Linked DNA regions of Homo sapiens: all the other regions are linked to region 2. A link is a contact called in ENCODE Hi-C or POLR2A ChIA-PET data. All regions are on one chromosome and are shown on one strand. Each heading gives the region's core, a stretch centred on a gene start or an enhancer-like site at or near the end of the contact. The rest is flanking DNA. Distances are from core to core; before and after follow the strand shown. Region 1 holds the start of ERV3-1 (endogenous retrovirus group 3 member 1, envelope). Region 2 holds the start of ZNF107 (zinc finger protein 107). Region 3 has its middle 11 kb from the start of SNORA15B-1.

The links. A loop is a pair of places that touch in the nucleus more often than their neighbours do. ChIA-PET counts read pairs that join two places held with the same protein, here RNA polymerase II (POLR2A). Pooled maps may share reads with other maps.
Region 1: a loop to region 2 is called in a map of CD8-positive, alpha-beta T cell, with 25 times the contacts of the local background. The contact joins the promoter of ERV3-1 here to the promoter of ZNF107 in region 2. A Hi-C loop is called at or near these places in 7 of 168 maps with a recorded cell type or tissue (B cell, CD4-positive, alpha-beta T cell, CD4-positive, alpha-beta memory T cell and 3 more), 23 of 37 single-sample maps with no recorded cell type and 20 of 50 pooled maps. POLR2A ChIA-PET finds 5 or more read pairs at or near these places in 16 of 52 experiments (CD4-positive, alpha-beta T cell, CD4-positive, alpha-beta memory T cell, CD8-positive, alpha-beta T cell and 11 more).
Region 3: a loop to region 2 is called in a map of B cell, with 18 times the contacts of the local background. The contact joins the enhancer-like site here to the promoter of ZNF107 in region 2. A Hi-C loop is called at or near these places in 1 of 168 maps with a recorded cell type or tissue (B cell), 3 of 37 single-sample maps with no recorded cell type and 10 of 50 pooled maps.

The regions. Positions count from the first base shown.
Region 1 is chr7:65,004,697-65,007,936 of GRCh38, reverse strand. ERV3-1 (endogenous retrovirus group 3 member 1, envelope) reads left to right here and starts at 1,250. Exons shown (of 2, transcript NM_001007253.4): 1 at 1,250-1,396. ERV3-1-ZNF117 (ERV3-1-ZNF117 readthrough) reads left to right here and starts at 1,191. Exons shown (of 4, transcript NM_001348050.2): 1 at 1,191-1,396. RefSeq lists a silencer at 990-1,159 and an enhancer at 1,260-1,319.
Region 2 is chr7:64,664,456-64,667,950 of GRCh38, reverse strand. ZNF107 (zinc finger protein 107) reads right to left here and starts at 1,818. Exons shown (of 4, transcript NM_001282359.2): 1 at 1,666-1,818. The coding sequence starts at 1,668. RefSeq lists enhancers at 1,491-1,610, 1,631-1,780, 1,931-2,080.
Region 3 is chr7:65,080,133-65,083,228 of GRCh38, reverse strand. No RefSeq gene overlaps it. Among named protein-coding and RNA genes, the nearest start is that of SNORA15B-1, 11 kb to the right of the region's middle. RefSeq lists an enhancer at 1,740-2,634. Within about 2 kb of position 1,612, at least 29 of the 41 ENCODE cell types and tissues checked have a DNase peak (open chromatin) inside an H3K27ac peak, as active enhancers do; they include B cell, where a contact is called at or near this core.

The DNA of each region.
Region 1 (3,240 bases), core at 1-2,500, 340 kb before region 2:
TTGAACTCGTGAGCTCAAGTTATCCTCCCAGCTCAGCCTCCTGAGTAGCTGGGACCACAGGTGCACACCAACACGCCTTGCTAACTTTTATTTTTATTTTTGAGACACAGTCTCGCTCTGTCACCCAGGCTGGAGTGCAATGGTGCGTTCTTGGCTCACTGCAACCTCCACCTCCTGGGTTCAAGTGACCCTCCTGCCTCAGCCTCCCAAGTAGCTGGAATTACAGGTGCACGCCACCAGGCCCAGCTAATTTTTGTATTTTTATAGAGACAGGGTTTCACCATGTTGGCCAGGCTGGTCTTGAACTCCTGACCTCAGGTGATCCGCCCACCTCAGCCTCCCAAAGTGCTGAGATTACAGGCGTGAGCCACCGTACCCAGCCCATGGCTAATTTTTAAACTTTTTTGTAGAGATGGAGTCTCACTATGTTGCCCAGGCTGGTCTCAAGCTCCTGGCTTCAAGCAGTCCTCCCACCTCAGCCTCCCAAAGTGCTGGGATTACAGGCATGAGCCACCATGCCCAGCCGCAGAAGGGCAATTATTACACAGTGACAGTGGAAGGAACAGAGACACAGTCGGTGGATGGTGGGAAGATAAGAACATTCACTCTGAGGGCTTCTAGTAACGTTGGAGAAGTGAGCATCAGCTTAGCAGAAGGGAGGGAGGGAAGGAAGCACAGGAGGTTTGAGGAGAGAGAGAGAGGAAGTATGAAATCAGAGCTGCACTTCAATGTGGTGGCTATTGGCCATGTGTGGCTACAGGATAGCTGGAATATGGCTGGTCTGAACTGCGATGTGCTAGAAAGGTAAAATACAGGGTTAGATTTAAAGATTTAGTTCCAAGAATATATACACTACATTAATAATTACATATTGCTCCTATACTAAAATAATATTTTGGATATATTGGGTTATTAAATGGTTAGAATGAATTTCACCTGTTTCTTCTTTCTTCTTAACTACTAGAAAATTTAGAATTCACACATGGCTCACATTTTATTTCAGACGGTTGCCTTACAAGGCAAATGCCGTCTGGGGAGGGCCTGGGTCAGCTCAGGGAGGAAGCTCTGCCTGAAAAGGCTTAGGGTTCACTCTACATTCAGCCCAGCATCTGAGCACGTCTTCTGTCAATCAAGGCCTGAGAGGGTGGGGCCCTAAACATTATCCAATCAGGGACGCTGGGCTGGGACCCGTCCAATCAGGCACTCAGCTGGAGCAGACAGGACGGCTTCCGGGTTTGGTGGGGCCTTTGTCTCTGGCGGCAGCCGGAGCTTCTGGTGTAGTCTTCACTGCTCTGTGTCTTCTGCTCCTAGAGGCCCAGCTTCTGTGGCCTCGTTACCTGCAGGTATTGGGAGATCCACAGCTAAGACGCCAGGACCCACTGGAAGCCTAGAAATGGTGAGAGTGCCGGGTCCGACATCCCGAGAGAGGGGGCGGGGCTGGTTGGAACTGGTGGGAAGTGGCTGTGGCGGGACTCTGGCCTCCCCGCAGCTGGCTCCAAAATCCGCGGCCCCGAGTTCTCCTTGGCGCAGCTCGGCCCTCAGTCCCCTTCAGCCATAGGATGGCGGCCGGGCTGACAGCTCGGACCCCGGGCATCCTGTCTCCTCCCTGCGCAGTGACTGTGCCTTGTTCTGGAGTCCTCTGTGGGCAGCTCTGCCCCCACTGCCGCAGCTCTCCCCGATTGTGCAGGGACCACTGGACGGTCGTCAGGGGAGAATACTGACTCAGGATGCAGAGTTCATGAATGGGAAGAGCTTTGGTCTGCGGGGTTCCCAGTCCCCCTTTTTTTCTATTAAAAATTTGTGGAAGTCTCCGCAGAAATATTAAAGAATTTAATTAAAGAGTAATTCAAGAATTGTAGAGCACCAAGCTATGTTTTGTAGTTTGTGGTTTATGGAAGGGGCTTGAAGAAAACACTTTTATAAAGTGCATGATAAAGGAAAGCAAATTCAATAATTGGTTAGGTAAAGTTATGTAGTTTCTTAATTTGTACGATCAAGGTGGAAATTCCCTGGTCATGTAATGAGAGGTTAATTGGCAGTTTATAGTTGGTTAAGCCTGAATTTTATTTTCCCCCAATGTAATACTTTAGAAAAAAATCATTCGAGTTAGATTTTTTTGCAAGTAGCAACCCTAGGACTGGAGCCACCTCAGTCTAATTGCCTGCCACTTAATTATTTTCACACTCCACAGGGCACTGATTTTCCTCTGCATTTTTCACTTCTGTCTCAAGCAGGGTCTCAAGACTTCTCCCCATTTCCCATTCCTCCAGCCTAACTCTGGCTTGCAGTAAAATACTAAATTTCCAGTTCCTTCTGACATTCCCAAATGCCAATTTCCCCTCCCTAATTCACATTATCAACTATTTGTCCTTTAATGTACACTTTAGTGTACATTTTAGGTACCATATTTTAATTAATCATTTTTTGACAAAGCATTGGCTGGCATTTTAAAAAAGATTTGTTTTCTGTTTGTAAAGATTTCCCAAGAGAAGAAAGCAAAGAATAATCCCCTGACACTGTATTGTAAAAAATGTTCTGTGCCTCCTTTCCTTTTATTGCCTCTAGCCACAGAAACCTTATCAGAATATTTTTGGGTCAGGGTTTCCCTTTGGAAACTTTATAAGGTAATGTGTCCTCAGCCACCCTTCAGTTTTTTCCCTGGTTCTGGGTTTCAGTACTGTCTGGGGATAAATCAAGATATCCACTGTGGCTGTGTATGCTACAATGTCTAGTAAATTTCAGCTCCTGGCCTGGAATGAAACTTCGCATATCTGGGAATGGGAGACAGGACAGCCTGAAGTTGGAGTGTAGCCTCTCAAGGGAGCAGGTGGATGCCCTGAGGCTGAGAGGAGTCTCCTGGGGTACTCTTCCTTTGAAAAGCAAACCCTTAGAGAAGTTAAGATTGTCTTCAAGCAACCCGGGTTCCATTTCTCGAAGACACATTGCTGGTCAGCCAATCAGATGGTGGTAATGAGGGAAAAACAAATAATTACTGCCACCTGGATTCTCCAAGAATTATGAAAGAGAAAATAGTATCCCAAAAGACAAAAAAAAAAAAAAAAAAAAAATCAAACCTGGCCCCAGTGAGATGGTGCAGCAACTTGCAAAGTGAAATGCACCTTGGGGCACTCAATGGGGCCTAGTACAGTGTCTCTGGAGAGGGTGGTCACTGAGCACTTAAGTGAGCAGGATGGGGGTGGGAGAATCTCTCAAGGGATTGGGTGGCCTGACTTGACATAT
Region 2 (3,495 bases), core at 569-3,068:
TCTTCTGGAATACTATTTTTTCTTTCACAAATCTTAGAGAATCCAGGGGGCAGAAATTATTTCTGAGTTTTCCTCTCAATACCAGCATCTGATTGGCTGACCAGCAATGTACCTCTGAGAAATGGAAGTCGGGTTGAGTGAACACAATCTTAATGCCTCAAAGGGTTAGCTTTCCAAAGGAAGGGTATACCAGGAGATTCCTCTCAGCCCCAGGGCATCCACCTGCTCCCTTGAGAGGCTACACTCCAACCTCAGATTGTCCTCTGTCTCCCATTCCCAGATACCCAGAGTTCCATTCCAGGCCAGGAGCTGAAATTTACTAGAGATTCTAGCATACACAGCCACAGTTGATATCTTGATTTATCCCCAGACAGTACTGAAACCCAGGACCAGGAGAAAACCGAAAGGTGGCTGAGGACACATCACCCTGTAAAGTTTCCAAAGGGAAACCTTGACCCAAAAACATTCTGATAAGATCTCTGCGCCTAGGGAAGATAAAAGGAAAATAGGCACAGACTTTTTTTTACAATACAGTGTCAGGGGATTATTTTTTGTTTTCTTCTCATTGGAAATATTTTCAAACAGCAAACAATTTGTTTAAAGTGCCACCCAATAATTTGTCAACAATGATTAATTAAAATACAGTATCTAAAATGTACACTAAAGGACAAATAGTTGATAATGTGAATTAGGGAGGGGAAGCTGGGATTTGGGAATGTCAAAGGAAACTGGAAATTTAGCATTTTACTGAAAGTCAGTTAGGCTAAAAGAATGGGGAATAGGGAGTAGTCTTGAGACCCTGCTTGAGACACGTGAAAGTTGCAGGGGAAAATCTGTCCCCTGTGGAGTGTGAAAATAACTAAATGGCAGGCAATTAGACTGAGGTGGCTCTAGTCCCAGGGTTTTTACTTTTTAAAAAATCTAACTCAAATGCTTTTTTTTTGTAAATTACTACATTGGGGAAAACAAAATTTAGACTTAATCAACCATGAACTGCCAATTAAGCTCTGATTACGTGACCAGAAAATTTCCACCTTCATCTAAAACTAAGAAACTACGTAACTCTACCTAACCAATTATTGAGTTTGCTTTCCTTTATCATGCACCTTCTAAAAGTCTTTTCTTCAAGCCCCTCCCATGGAAAATAAACTACAAACCACAGCTGGGTGCTCTATAATTCTTCAATTACTCTTTGATTAAATTCTTTAACATTTTTGTGGTGACTTCCATAGATTTTTAAGAGAAAAAAGATGGACTAGGAACCCCACAGACTAAAGCTTTTCCCATTCATGAACCCCGCATCCCGAGTCAGGATTCTCCCCTGATGACCCTCCCGGCATCCCTGCACAATCGGGGAGAGATGCCGCGCTGCGGGTGCAAAGCCGCCCGGAGAGGGCTCCAGGCCAGGGCACAGTCACTGAGCAGGGAGGAGACAGGACGCCCAGGGTCCCGGCTGTCAGCCCAGCCGCCATCTTACGGCTGAAGGGGACTGAGGACCGAGCTGCGCCAAGGAGAACTCGGGGCCGCGGGGGACTGAGGGCCGAGCTGCGCCAAGGAGAACTTGGGGCCGCGGACTTTGGAGGCCCGAGTCCAGCCACAGCCACTTCCGATCGGTTCCAACCAGCCCCTCCCCCTCTCTCGGGATGTCGGACCCAGCACTCTCACCATTTCTAGGTTTCCAGGGAGTCCCGGCGTCTTAGCTGTGGATCTCCCAATATCTGCAGGTCACAGGGACACAGAGGCTGGGCCTCTAGGAGCAGAGGACACTGAGCAGTGAGGAGGAGAGCAGGAGCTCCGGCTGCAGCCAGAGACAAAGGCCCCGCCAAATCCCGGAAGCCGTCCTGTCCGCTCCAGCTGCGTGCCTGATTGGACGGTTCCCAGCCCAGCAGTCCTGATTGGATAACGTTTGCTGCCCTGCTCCCTCAGGCCCTGAGTGACAGAAGCTGTGCTCAGATGCTGGGCTGGAAGAAGATAAAGTGAAACCTAAGCTGCAGCCTTTTCAGGCAGGGCTCCTCCCTGAGTTGAGCCAGGTCCACCCCAGAAGGCATTTGCATTTAACCTGTATATAAAGTCATATGCATTTATAAATAATATATTATGTGGCTATTCACACATGAAAATAATATAACAATTATTTTAAAATTCCAGATTTTATGCCCTTTCTGAATTCTGGTCCTTTGAGCAGGCCGATTGAGAGTTTAAAAAGGAGGCAATCCTCTGAAATAAAACGTGAGCCACATGTGTATTCTAAATTTTCTAGCAGTCAAACTTCAAGAAGGAAGAAGAAGGCCAGGCGCGGTGGCTCACGCCTGTAATCCCAGCACTTTGGGAGGCCGTGGTGGGCGGATCACGAGGTCAGGAGATCGAGACCATCCTGGCTAACACGGTGAAACCCCGTCTCTACTAAAAATACAAAAAATTAGCCCGGCGCGGTGGCGGGGGCCTGTAGTCCCAGCTACTCGGGAGGCTGAGGCAGGAGAATGGTGTGAACCCAGGAGGCAGAGCTTGCAGTGAACCGAGATAGTGCCACTGCACTCCAGCCTGGACGACGGAGTGAGACTCCGTCTCAAAAAAAAAAAAAAAAAAAAAGGAAGGAAGAAGAAACAGGTGGAATTCATTCTAACCATTTAATTAACCCACTATATCAAAAATATTATATTAATATCTGAGCAATATGTAATTATTAATAAAGTGTGTATATTTTTGGAACTAAATCTTTAACTCTGTATTTTACCTTTCTAGCACATCGCAGTTCTGACCAGCCACATTCCGGACACCCAGTAGCCATACATGGCCAATAGCTGTCACATTAAAGTGCAGCTTTGACAACAGGGGTTTGAAGGGCCTGAACATTCCTTTTCTGCCAGAGGTGAGGGAAGAGCCTCTCCCTACCAACATCTCTCTTCAGTTCTGAGGTGGAACAGACCGTGGCCATAAAAAGAGCAGAGGACAGCAGGAATAAAATAACCTAAGGTTGTTAAGAATTAATGTAATTAATATGTATATAATTAAAACTACTAGATGTATGAAAAACAATTCTGCATAGAGAATGTATAAACAAAAGTAAAATATGCTTTTAAGGAAGAAAGTTAGAAACATTTTATCTAGTTTGAAATTACTTAATGATTGTTTCAAATTGAAAAAAGAAAAAACCAAAAATATAATATAAAAAGTTGAAAAATTTATTATAATAGACTATAAAATATTTATGAAAATCTACAGTAGCCAAAAATGACACATTTGATGGATTTATTTATAAGGTTTTATTAAAGTTAGCTTTAGTATTAATAATACAGTAATACAAAAGTAAAAGTTGATTTTCTTTTGAACAAAAATTTTACATATCAATATGACATAGTACAATATTTTTGTCCACCTTTTGAATAAATTTTAAAATAAAGAAAGTAAAAAAGAGAATTTTTCTCATGCAGTCTTTCTCAGGTTTTTTGACTGGAAAACTGAATCTCCTGTATCAAACAGTAAATGATTTTGTTT
Region 3 (3,096 bases), core at 363-2,862, 420 kb before region 2:
AAGCCGAGATGGCGACATTGCACTCTAGCCTGGGCAACAAGAGCGAACTCCGTTTCAAAAACAAAAACAAAAAGATATTAGCCAGATGTGGTGGCGCCTGTAATCCCAGTTATTCAGGAAGCTGAGGCAGGAGAATCGCTTGAACCCAGGAGGCGGTAGTTATGGTGAGCAGAGATCATGCCACTGCACTCCAGCCCAGGTAACAGAACAAGACCCTGTCTCAAAAAAAATAGGGCTACATTATTTATGAAACAGATACTGTTGACTCAGTCACCAGAAAGTGAAGGTCGCCAACATCAGACAAATTCACTGGAGGACCTATGTATGTGCTTTGAAAGACAACACTGCTTTGGTAAAGAATACTGTATTTCAGAAAAACATAATCATATTAACAACTAATAACACTGTAAAATGCTGATGTGTTGAATGCTACTTTAGAAAAACATGTTCAAGTCTAGGAAAAAGATTTCCGATAGAAAACTACGTATCAATTACCTAGCTAGCTAGCTATCTAGAGACAAGGTTTCATTCTATTGCTCAGGATGGAGAGCAGTGGGATGACCATAGCTCACTGCAGCCTTCAGCTCCTGGCCTCAACTTATCCTCCTGCCTCAGCCTCTTAAGTAGCAGGGCCACAGGTGGACACAGGTACACCTGGCTTTTTTTGTTTGTTTTGTATAAACAGGGTTTCACTACATGGCCCAGGCTGGTCTCAAGCTCTGGAGTCTTGCTCTGTCGCCCTGACTAGGGTGCAGTGATGCTTCTCGGCTCACTGCAACCTCCGCCACCTGGGTTCAAGAGATTCTCCTGTCTTAACCTCCTGAGTAGCTGGGACTACAGGCATGCACCACCATGCCCGGCTAATTTTGTATTTTTAGTAGAGATGGGATTTCTCCATGTTGGTCAGGCTGGTCTTGAACTCCCAACCTCAGGTGATCAGCCCGCCTCAGCTTCCCAAAGTGCTGAGATTACAGGTGTGAGCCACCGCGCTCGGCCTAATTTTTGTATTTTTTTGTAGAGACTGGGTTTCACCATATTGGCAAGGATGGTCTCAAACTCCTGACCTCAGGTGATCCACCCGCCTCGGCCTCCCAAAGTGTTGGGATTACAGGCGTGAGCCACCGCACTTTCTTATGTTATTAAATAGCCTAGCCCAGGAGGGTGCGGTGGCTCACGCCTGTAATCCCAACAACTCTAAAGGCCAAGGTGAGAAGATCGCTTGAACCCAGGAGTTCGAGACCGGCCCGGGCAACATAGCAAGACCCCCCCATCTCTACGAAAGATACAAAAATTAGGCCAAGCGTGCACCGCGCCTGGCTAATCTTTGTATCTTCCGTAGAGACGGGGTTGCGTCATGTTGCCCAGGCGCATCTCGAACTCCTGAACACAAGCCATCCTCCTGCCTCGGCCTCCCAAAGTGCCGGGATAGCACGGCCCAGGCAGCCTCATGTGTTCTTTAAGCAGTCCCTCCCGGTTGTACACTTGCATAGTTTTCTTTTTTATTTTTTTATACAGGGTTTACCTCAGTCTCGCAGGCAGGAGTGCTGTGGTGAGATCACAGATCATTGGAGCCTTGAATCTTGGGGTTCAAGTAGCTGGGAGGCTGAGGTTGGACTACAGAGGTGGGGTTGCGCCATATTGCTAGGCTGCTCTTGGCCTGAAGGGATCCTCCTTCCTGGCCACGCCCGGACACATAGTTTTCCATTTTTGACCGACATAAATACTGTGCTGGGTGGGAGTTTGTCAACTACCCCTTTCCAGCCAGCAACACACAGGAACTGGCGGGGAGGTCGCGGTTACCAGGCTCCACTCTGAGAAGACTGCCCAGCTCCAGGCACTGTACAGCCCTTGTGACGTGACAGAAGGCCCGCCCCTGTGACGTCACCGAAGGCGCCCCCCAAGATGTCGCAAAGGCCCGCCCCTCACGCAGAGCCAATCGGAACTCCAGGTGCTGGGTCTTCCAGGAGAGCGCCTGCGCGGGAGGGTGACCACAGGCGGCCGGGCGGGATGTCCTGTCCGCCGTCTTCAGCCCAGCCGCCACCACCCATAAGCTATGAGGAGGAGTTTACGACCACCTGGACTACTACCACCTGCGTGACTTCCCGGCCTGAGGGGTCCGCGCAGCAAAGGCCTGACGCTGCTGGAGCAGGCGCTGCGCACCTACCGGCTGGCGCCTGGTAGGCACGAGTGCAGGGTCGCCCAGAAGCTCCTCAATGGCCGGCGCAAGTGCCAGCCAGCGCCAGCTGCAGCCCTGGCCGCGCACTCGCCTCAGCTGAGCCTGGGTATGTGCACCCCCCAACACTTCCCCCAGCCATGTTCCCGGGACCTCGGGAGCGTCCCCCACCGCCCGGTGCCATTCGTGCTGGGCAGGGTCGGCCCCCTTTGAGGCTGCCCCGCGTTAGGGAGCTGCACCGCACCCCCACCAGCTTGACCTCTGACTGCCGTTGCAATAGCATTAAAGCCTTTGGAACTTTGTAGGTGGGTAGAAGGGGCTAGGAAACGAAGAAAACATCTTTTTAAAAATTTATATAAGGGACTGGCCGGGTGCGGTGGCTCACACCTGTAATCCCAGCACTTTAGGAGGCCGAGTGGGTGGATCACCAGGTCAGGAGTTGAAGACCAGCCTGGCCAGCATGGTGAAACCCCGTCTCTACTAAAAATACAAAAATTAGCTAGGCGTGGTGGCGGGCGCCTGTAATCCCAGCTACTCGGGAGGCTGAGGCAGAGAATTGCTTGAACCCGGGAGGTGGAGGTTGCAGTGAGCCGAGATCGCGCCATTGCACTCCAGCCTGGGCAACAAGAGCAAAACTCCGTCTCTAAATAAATAAATAAGATTTTCAAGGCGAGGCATGGTGGGTCACACCTAAATAAGTAAATAAATAAATAAAATGGATTTTCGGCTGGGCATGGTGGCTCACGCCTGTAATCCCAGCACTTTGGGAGGCCGAGGCGGGCGGTTCATGAGGTCAGGAGATCGAGACCATCCTGGCTAACACGGTGAAACCCCGTCTCTACTGAAAATACACACAAAAAAAAATTACCCAGGCGTGATGGCGCGCGCCTGTAGTCCCAGCTACTGGGAAGGCTGAGGCAGGA